3 separate regions of the Homo sapiens genome follow, and all the other regions are linked to region 3. The links are chromatin contacts, found by Hi-C or POLR2A ChIA-PET in ENCODE. All regions are on one chromosome and are shown on one strand. The core of a region is the stretch at or near the end of the contact, and the rest is flanking DNA. Distances in the headings are between cores, read along the strand shown. Region 1 overlaps ARHGEF17 (Rho guanine nucleotide exchange factor 17). Region 2 holds the start of PLEKHB1 (pleckstrin homology domain containing B1). Region 3 holds the start of INPPL1 (inositol polyphosphate phosphatase like 1).

Region 1 (2,700 bases), core at 90-2,589, 1.1 Mb before region 3:
TCCAACAGTTTGTCCTTCTGATCAAGTGGGGCCCAGCCAGCTCCAGGCCCCGGGTGGGAGGTGCTGCCTGCTCATAGGAGCACCAAGGATGGGTGGTATGCTCCATCATCCTGGCTGCGTCTGGAGACCTGGCCCCCAACAGAGTTTACCCCTGCCCAGGGAGCCTGGCTGGTTGCCCTTCTGAGCCTGCAGAGACACTGAAGGGAGAGGCTTGTCTCACTCTAACGCCTCCCATCAGGGAGGGCTTCCCTCTTTCCACAACAGAGATTTCCTGACTGAGTCCTGAAAGCTCCATGGAAATACATGGCGTGAGATGTGGTCCAGGGGGCAGACATGACCCTACTTTCACTTAAATCAATGAGATCAGCCTGCTTTATACTTCTGTGTCAAGATTCCTCTAGAAGAAAAGGTTCCACTATTTTTATTTTTATTCATTTATTTATTTTTTAATTTTTTGAGACGGAGTTTCACTCTTGGTTGCCCAGGTTGGAGTGCAATGTGCAATCTCGGTGCACTGCAACCTCTACCTCCTGGGTTCAAGCGATTCTCCTGCCTCAGCCTCCCGAGTAGCTGGAATTACAGGCGTATGCCACCAGGCCCAGCTAATTTTTGTATTTCTAGTAGAGATGTGGTTTTACCATGTTGACCAGGCTGGTCTTGAACTCCTGACCTCAGGTGATCCGCCCTCCTCGGCCTCCCAACCTCGGCCTCCCAAAGTGCTGGGATTACAGCCGTGAGCTTGGAAATTACCACTCTGGGATCAAGTCCAGGCTTTTAGGCCTGGCCTTTAGGAACTCCCGGGGCCCACCTGACCTCTCCAGAACCAGGGAGCTTTCATGGTACCCCAGACACACCAGGGCTTCTCCATCACAGGCCTCTACCTTTGCAGTTCTCTCTCCCTGAAGGGCCTTGGCTCATTTCTGCCTGTCAAGGTCTGGCTAGTCCTTCAAGATTCCAGCCACTGCCCTAAGTTAGCCTTCCCTGCCCTCACCCTTCTTGGCCTCCTTCGACCCCCAGTTCTCAGATGGGGCTTCTTGGGTCAGGAACCCCTTCTCCTTCACCCTGCGGCCCCCATGCTAACCCTGCACATACAGGCACCAGTGGGCCACAGTGCAATTGAATTTTAAAGGTTCCCCTGGGTTCCCCCAACCCGCCACTCAGAGCTTATTTCAGCGTTAATTATCCAAGACTAGTTAGAAAAGGTAGAAGCATCTGTGCAGTCAGGGCTCAGTCAATCCACCAATGACAGTGAACACCCCGGTTCTCAGTCAAATGGCTGGGCTGTCCCATGGGAGCAAGGTCTGCTCCCAGGCAGGAAGCGGCCTAGGCCCTCTCCCCACTCACCAGGCTCTGGCATCCACTGCCCAGCCCCGCCCCTTGCTGGACACTCAGAGGGTGGTACAGGAGCAAATTGCTCTGTTCACATCTCTCCAGATGGATAATGCCTGTTTATGTTACTTGTTGACATCTGGCTGCCCCAATCTACTCCAACTTTGCTGTCATCAAAGCTTGCTCCAGGGAAGGTCTCAGGCTCGGTCCTCACTCCTGATATCTGTACAGATGTCTTTGTGGGTATGGAAATCTGCTGGGGATTGAAAAGTGAGAAAGTGAGAGAGAGAGAGAGAGTGTGTGTGTACAATGCCTATATGCGATGCTCCTCAAGCTTTGCCTGTGTTGAGATGGGTGGGGGTTTGCTGTCAGCTTACCCCACAGTGTGGGAACTGTTGGTTTCAGTGTGCTCCCCTCCAGCCCGCAGGCTCCAGCAGGGCTCCTCTCTACATCTCCAGCCCAAGCACAGGGCCCAGCCCTGGAACGAAATTTCTTCCCCAGCACCCACAGCCCAGGCCTGGCCACACAGGAAGCGACCTGATGACTGAGGCCCAAGAGTTCAACTCATGGGACAGGACTCAGGGCTAGGGGCCCAGAGGGAGACAGGGCAGGAGGCTGGGGGTGGGGGAGGTTTGGGCTGGCTGCGGGTCTGGGCCTCTCTGGGCTCTTTGTCCAAATATGGAAGGTTTTTTTGTCTCCATTTGAGTCACGCCGGCCATGGCCCAAGAGATCTGCTTTCCAGATACTGCAAACGGGACTGCACTGCACTGCCTGGCCTGCCTGTCTCCCCTTCACCTGCCCGTGGCCCATCTCTCCACCTTCCCAAACTCCTGGGCTGAGTTCTCTCCGCCAGCAGAAAGCCCAGCACCCACCTCAGCTGCTTTCCAGCACCAAGAGAAGGGTCCCTGGGCCCATAAAGGGAGGAAACACTCATTCCTTCTGTGCCTGTCACCTCCTCCCACTCCCCAAGGGCCTCTCAAGTGCAACTGAGCCATTCAACTAATATTTACTGAGCAACTACTATGTGCTGGTTCCTGGGACTCAGACCATGGACTGTGAATCCAGTAGGATCACTATGTCCAAAGCAAAATCCACCCTTTCTTTCTGTGCCCACCTTGATGATGGCACTGCCCCCAACTCAGGCAGTCCTGAAAGCCAGGGGCCTAAGCACGGGTTCTGGAGCCAGACCATCTGGGTCTGAACTCCAACCCAGTGAGACTATCCTGGTTTGAATACCACCTCTCTCTTTCTGGGCTCTGTGACCTGAGCTAAGCACCCTCACCTTCTCTGGGCCTGTGTCTGCTTCCCATCCCACCCCCAATCAGTGCCGACTCGGGACGGCACCCTTTGCCCATCTGCCAGCTTCCACCT
Region 2 (2,700 bases), core at 1-2,500, 1.4 Mb before region 3:
CCGCTCCCTCCCCTCTCCACGGTCTTGACACAGATCAGACAAGAGGGTCAGGTGCAGACTCCTTTTCCAGCCCCTCCCCTTGATGCACCCACCTTGTCTACACTTGTTGCGGATGTTGCTGCCTAAGCGGCCGCTACTCGATGCTGCTGCCACCCAACCCGCTGCGCCTGCGCTTTGTGTGCCCCGGAGAGCCTGGGGCATTTCTCTCCTCCCGCAGCGCCTGAGAGCCCAGCTGCCCCCGGGCCCCGCCCTCCGGACCTGCCCACCCCAGGGAGGGGGAGTGACGTGAAGAGATGCTGACCCGAGGCGTACTGGGACTTGTAGTCTACCCCTGTAGAGCTGGGCAGAAGCAGCCCCGCCTGCAATTTTACTTTTCTATTAAGACATTTGTTCACTCATTTATCATGAAATACTTTTTCTTAAGAATCATTGAACTCAGTTCCTAGAAAAAAAGAAAAAGTAAAGTTGCAAGGAGAAGCCAAGCTCCTAGTTTTGCATGTTTTTTTGATGCTTCCCCTTTCCATCCCCAGCTTCCAGTCTAGTGAGGGAGATTACATGGAAACACACAATTGGAGCACAAGGTGTGATTTAACAATGGAAAAGATGAGCCTGACTTTTCTCAAGGGGTTCAGGAAGGCTTCCCAGAGGAGGCTGAAAGGGGCCTTGGAGGATGAGGGGCAGTTTCCTAGGCGACCCGAAATTTCCCCTATGAATACTGTCAGGATGTTGAAGAGTGCCCAGCATTTCCGTGTGTCTAGAACATAAAGCGCAGGGGTGGGGAGGGCATCGGGAGTGTCAGGCGATAGAGCTGCAGGGTTTGGAAAGAAATAGCACAGAGGCCTTGCATGACAGGCGGAGAGCTTGGATGTTAGGACGCAGTGACTGGAGCTGGGGGTGGGAGTTTCAAGATGAGGAGTGAGGTGTGTGATTAGGGGGTCGGAAAGGCCCCTCTAGGGCACAGTGAAGAATGGACTGGCGGGAGCCCACCTGGAGAAAGGAAGACTTTCTGTATCTATCACCTCGGACTGTGATCATTTCCTTCAATAGCTCAGCCCCGCAAACCCTCACCTACCAGCAGCCACAGGATGTCATTCAGAGACCAGAGGATGTCAGGGCCTAAAAGACTTCTGTCCCGTCCCCTATGTGGCAAGGGTGCCCACCCTGCCCTGGGCCCTTCCTCCTGTCCCAGAGAACTCTTCCTTACCGGGGCTGCAGGGCTCATGGTTCCTGGGTGGCCAGGGCAGCATTTCCCAGAAGGCTCCCGCAGCGGGGCATTTCCCTGAGCGCCTTAGAGATAAGGGGATCAGGAAGGTGCTACCAAGTGGGAGGCTGGAGGGGGAGGCAAGGAGGGAGCGCACAGATCCCAAGGAAGGTCGCCCTCTTTCTCCAGGCTCCTCCCAGCCTTTCCAACTGATGGCTCTGACCCTAGGTTCACTAGACAAGTCATCCCTGATTCAGAAGTGGTCTTGGCTCAGCATCGCCGAGGTTCCCGGAGTGGAATCGGGGCGAGGTTGCGGGGGCAGGACAGGAACCGGGCTGGTCCTCCTCCCTAGGTTGGGGGCGGGGCTACATCTTCATTCTTTGGCCTGGCAGGACAGCGCCCATCACCCCAGTCCTGGCTGCGCAGTCTGGCTCTTTAAGCCTTCCTCTCTTGCTCCTGAGTCTCTGTAATCCTGACCTCGAGCTACCCTCGCTCCTCGGCCCTTTGTGCGGTGCGTGCCCTGCTGAGGGATTCGCCATGGCCAATCCTATTAACCATTGAGTTCATCCCCTCTTAGCCGACTCAAGAACCAGCTCTCCCATACCGCGTTTTCATCTCTGTGCCTTTAACTCACTCTCTGTCTGGTTCCTGGAACGTCCCAGTCCCAGCTTCTCCTAGCTAAATTTTCCACCTCCACAGTGGAAGGAAGAAAGGAAGCAGTGGGAGGGGGAAAGAGGCAAGGAAAGAGATATGGAAGGAAGGAAAGACAGAAGGAGAAAAGAAGGGAGGGGAAAGACGGGAAGGCAGGTAGGTAGGGCTGCAGCTGGCCTCGGAGGATCTGCGCCTGGGTCCTGCCCCGACCCAGCCTCTCTCCAGCTCTCCCTGCTCCCCTCCCCGATGGGCAGTGGGGCATCCTTCATGTTGAGGGGCGGGGACGGTGCAATCATCTCCTAGATTTCATTCTCTGGATTTAGCAACCAGATGAAAAAGGAAGGTTCTCCAGCAGCAGTGGAGACTTCAGGGGAAGACTCTCCCCTACCTCCCAAAGAGCGGGCACTATGACGAAAAAAAGAGGAAAGGACGTGGCAAACTAAAACCACAGACACTACTACCGAATCTAAACGTAGCCGGACTTGGCCCATGTCTCTAAAAGCTGGTCAGTGACCCTCTTTGAGAAGCCAATAAGGAAGTGTAGACTGTCCTCAGGAAAAAATCTGCGTATAATTCCTGGGAGTTCATAGACCTCTGAAGCCATGATAGTCATGGTTGGATTGTTTTTAATTTCCAGAGCTGTGTAGATGGGAGGAGAGTGTAGATTGACGAGTGAGAGGTATGACAGTATGTCAGGAATTCCAGCCGCAGCAGTCCTGGCTGTGAGAGACTTTGTTTGTTCAATCAACTAAAACTTATTGAGACTAATAAGCCAACAAGTAACTTTTACATTTCTTTGTGGCTATGGTGCACAGAACCATTGGCAGAGAGGAAAAGATTTTGCCATT
Region 3 (2,836 bases), core at 337-2,836:
AAAAATTAGCTGGGCTTGGTGGCGAGCGCCTGTAATCCCAGCTACTGGCGAGGCAGAGGCAGAAGAATCACTTGAATCCAGGAGGCGGAGGTTGCAGTGAGCCGAGATTGCACTACTGCACTCCAGCCTGGGCAACAGAGCGAGACTCTTTCTCAAAAAAAAAAAAAAAAAAAAAGGTCTCCCCTGGTCTAGGCTAATGTGCGCCCCGACCAAAGATGTCAGGAGAACAAAGGGGTAAGGAAGGTACAGTGGGACAGGAGTTTGGGAGGGGGTTCACAGAGCTAAGAAAGATCTAAATAAAGATCTAAATAACTGATCTAAATAAAGCAGCCCCCACAGATTCCCACTCACTGGGCCCACAGAAGCCAACTCAATGTCAGACTGCAGGGCAGGAGGTACAAAGCCGCTAGAAGGCTGCAAAACCAAGAGTGCTAACTCACCCCAGCACCACTACCAACCACACTGGGCTGAAAGGCACAGCCACAGGACCTGGCCCACTCAGAGAAGCACCAAGTCTGGCTCTGCTCTCACTCAGCACTCATAGCTCAGGGCTAGGGCAGCCAGGTAACCAGGGCTCAAGCCCAGAGCCAGGGCTCAAACACTCACTCATTGGTTCAGAAATAATGGCAAGGTCCCATACAGCCTCAGCCTCTGCTTCCCCAAGCCTTCCTCTCTACACCACCCATCACCGCCCCCACCACCCATACACGGCCAGGCAGAACCCCAAAGCACCGAAAGGGGCCCTAAGGAAGCTGCCAGGCATCCCCACACACCCCGTCAGTCCCTCTGCCCCGACTCCCTCTCCTGCTCACCACTCAGTCCCTATCCAAACGGGACTGCACACAACGTGGAATGCACATCCTCTCCCCTGCTCCCTTCTACCTGGAGGATGCCTGAAGGGGTCTGCCGGGGAATGCCCGAATTTTTCGTCATCACAGTCACACTGGGCCACAGAACCCCATATTCTCTACCCTCAAGGCTCCTGAAAGTGCCCCCAGACACACAGCAGGAAGTGCCCCTGCGTCCCTCCTCAGACCCAGGAGAAAGCCAAGGCTCCCACTCTGGGGGGTGGAGGCGGGTCTGGCGTCCCACCGCCCCAGAAACCCTCACCCGGGCCCTTTCCACACCCGGCCGTGCCCGCGCTCCCGGTCCACGCCAGCCCGCAAGGAGCCCCCGCCCCACTCACAGGACGCAGAGCGCGAAGGCCCCCGCCACGCTCTCGCTGTCTCGGACCAGGAAGCTGCCATCGCGGCCCGCCCGGGCCAGCAGCTCCTCCGCGGCCGCCCGGCTCAGGTCGCGGTGGTACCAGGAGGGGGCCTGGCTGCCCAGGGCGCCCCCCGGGCCCGGCGCCCCGCAGGCCGAGGCCATGGCCCGCGCAGGGCTCAGCACCGCCCGCCCCCGCCGCCCCGCGCCATCCGCCCCGAGACGCTCAGGGCTGAGGCTGGGGCCGGGCCCGGGGCCCGGGCTTGAGGATCCGTGGGCCGGACAGAGCCGGGGATCGGGACTCAGCACTCCGCCGCGCAGGCCGCCTCGTTCACCGCGCAGCCGCCGCTGCCTGCAGCGCCGGCCTCAACTTGAAGAGAAAGAAAAGTTTGTTCAGAGGCGGCGGGGGAGGGGCAGGAGCGGAGCGCAGGGCCGGCTGCCGCCCCCTCCCCCTCCGCTCGGCCCGCAGCCCGGGCCGCCCCTGCCCCCAGCTCCTCCTGCGGGGACGGTGCCCCCACCTTCCCGAAGGGCCCGGGACCTCCCAGACCCCACAATGATCCTGCCCCCATCATTCACCCGAGGAGATCCAGTCCCCAAATCCCCATCGAAATCCGAGTCCCCCCATCCTGGCCCCGACACTTCGGGATCCAGGCACCCCCTGGAGAATTCAGCGCTTCTCAGTTCTCCCAATGATATGACCCCTAAGCCCCATAAAGGTCTGATTCCACTCCATGGCTCTTCCTCTCGTCCCCCTTACAGCTTGGCTGCATCGAGTTCCCCAAACCTGCGAAGGATCCAGGACCACCCCCTACCCATCCTCTTCCCTCCACCCAAGCGGGCGGGGCCCCCAACTCCTGCGAAATGCAGCCCCCTCTTAGATCTGAACCCCCAACTCCACGGGAACCGTCCCCCGGCAAAGCCTGCGGGGAGATTCCCTGGCTAACCAGGCTTCTGAAGATTCTTACTCTGGCGGGGGGCCCAGACGAGGTGCGACGTTCTCGAGCCTCTCACGCAGCCCCTCCCAGCCCCGCAGAGCCCTTCCCCCTCTCGGCCAAGTTCCCCAGCACCACCCCCCACACCCGCAGGCCGGGCCTTGAGGGGGTTCAGCAGTCCGAAGCCAGGAGGATCCCTGGCCCGTCTAGTAGAAAGTTCCCTCCCGGGATCCCGGCCGCCGCACGCAGACCCCCACCTCCCGGGCTGCTCCGGCGCCCCCTTCCCCGGACAGCGGCCCTGGGCTCCAGGCGGCCACTTAAGATGGCCATCCGCGCGCGCCCCCGCCCTCCGCGCCGCCCGCCCCGCCCCGCGCCGCCCCGGGGAGCCGGGGGCAGCACCGCGCCTCGCCTCACCCCGCCCCGCGCCTCGGTCCCGGAGCCGCTGGCCCACTGGGTGACCTCGGGCAAGTCGCGGCGCGGGGTTGAGCGTCGGCTTCCCGCTCTGGAAAATGGGGATCCTGTGGCGAGGGCCGGCTCTGGGGGCCGAGCTCGTACCGCGCTCGGCACCGGGCCTGGCGCCCAGCCCGCGCTCCCGAACGGCGGCTATTTTTATTATTAATTAAGGAGAAACGAAGGTGACAGCTGTGTAAACTGTAAAGCGCGGCTGCGGAACGAACGGGTATTATTAGCACTCGCCCCCG

What was found. Hi-C counts contacts between places; a loop is a spot of excess contacts on that map. ChIA-PET counts read pairs that join two places held with the same protein, here RNA polymerase II (POLR2A). Pooled maps may share reads with other maps.
Region 1: a loop to region 3 is called in a pooled map, with 7 times the contacts of the local background. The contact joins the enhancer-like site here to the promoter of INPPL1 in region 3. A Hi-C loop is called at or near these places in 2 of 50 pooled maps. POLR2A ChIA-PET finds 5 or more read pairs at or near these places in 2 of 52 experiments (WTC11 and activated B cell).
Region 2: a loop to region 3 is called in a map of CD8-positive, alpha-beta T cell, with 27 times the contacts of the local background. The contact joins the promoter of PLEKHB1 here to the promoter of INPPL1 in region 3. A Hi-C loop is called at or near these places in 3 of 168 maps with a recorded cell type or tissue (CD4-positive, alpha-beta T cell, CD8-positive, alpha-beta T cell and naive thymus-derived CD4-positive, alpha-beta T cell), 1 of 37 single-sample maps with no recorded cell type and 9 of 50 pooled maps. POLR2A ChIA-PET finds 5 or more read pairs at or near these places in 2 of 52 experiments (CD8-positive, alpha-beta memory T cell and PC-9).

What each region holds. Positions count from the first base shown.
Region 1 is chr11:73,324,477-73,327,176 of GRCh38, reverse strand. All of the region lies in intron 1 of ARHGEF17 (Rho guanine nucleotide exchange factor 17), which reads right to left. Among named protein-coding and RNA genes, the nearest start is that of ARHGEF17-AS1, 16 kb to the right of the region's middle. RefSeq lists an enhancer at 1,199-1,850. Within about 2 kb of position 1,339, at least 9 of the 41 ENCODE cell types and tissues checked have a DNase peak (open chromatin) inside an H3K27ac peak, as active enhancers do.
Region 2 is chr11:73,645,131-73,647,830 of GRCh38, reverse strand. It overlaps PLEKHB1 (pleckstrin homology domain containing B1), which reads right to left and starts at 1,250. Exons shown (of 8, transcript NM_021200.3): 1 at 1,205-1,250. The coding sequence starts at 1,222. RefSeq lists enhancers at 1-131, 767-1,685 and a silencer at 172-391.
Region 3 is chr11:72,223,517-72,226,352 of GRCh38, reverse strand. INPPL1 (inositol polyphosphate phosphatase like 1) reads right to left here and starts at 1,586. Exons shown (of 28, transcript NM_001567.4): 1 at 1,187-1,586. The coding sequence starts at 1,368. RefSeq lists silencers at 1,101-1,310, 1,321-1,680, 2,231-2,630.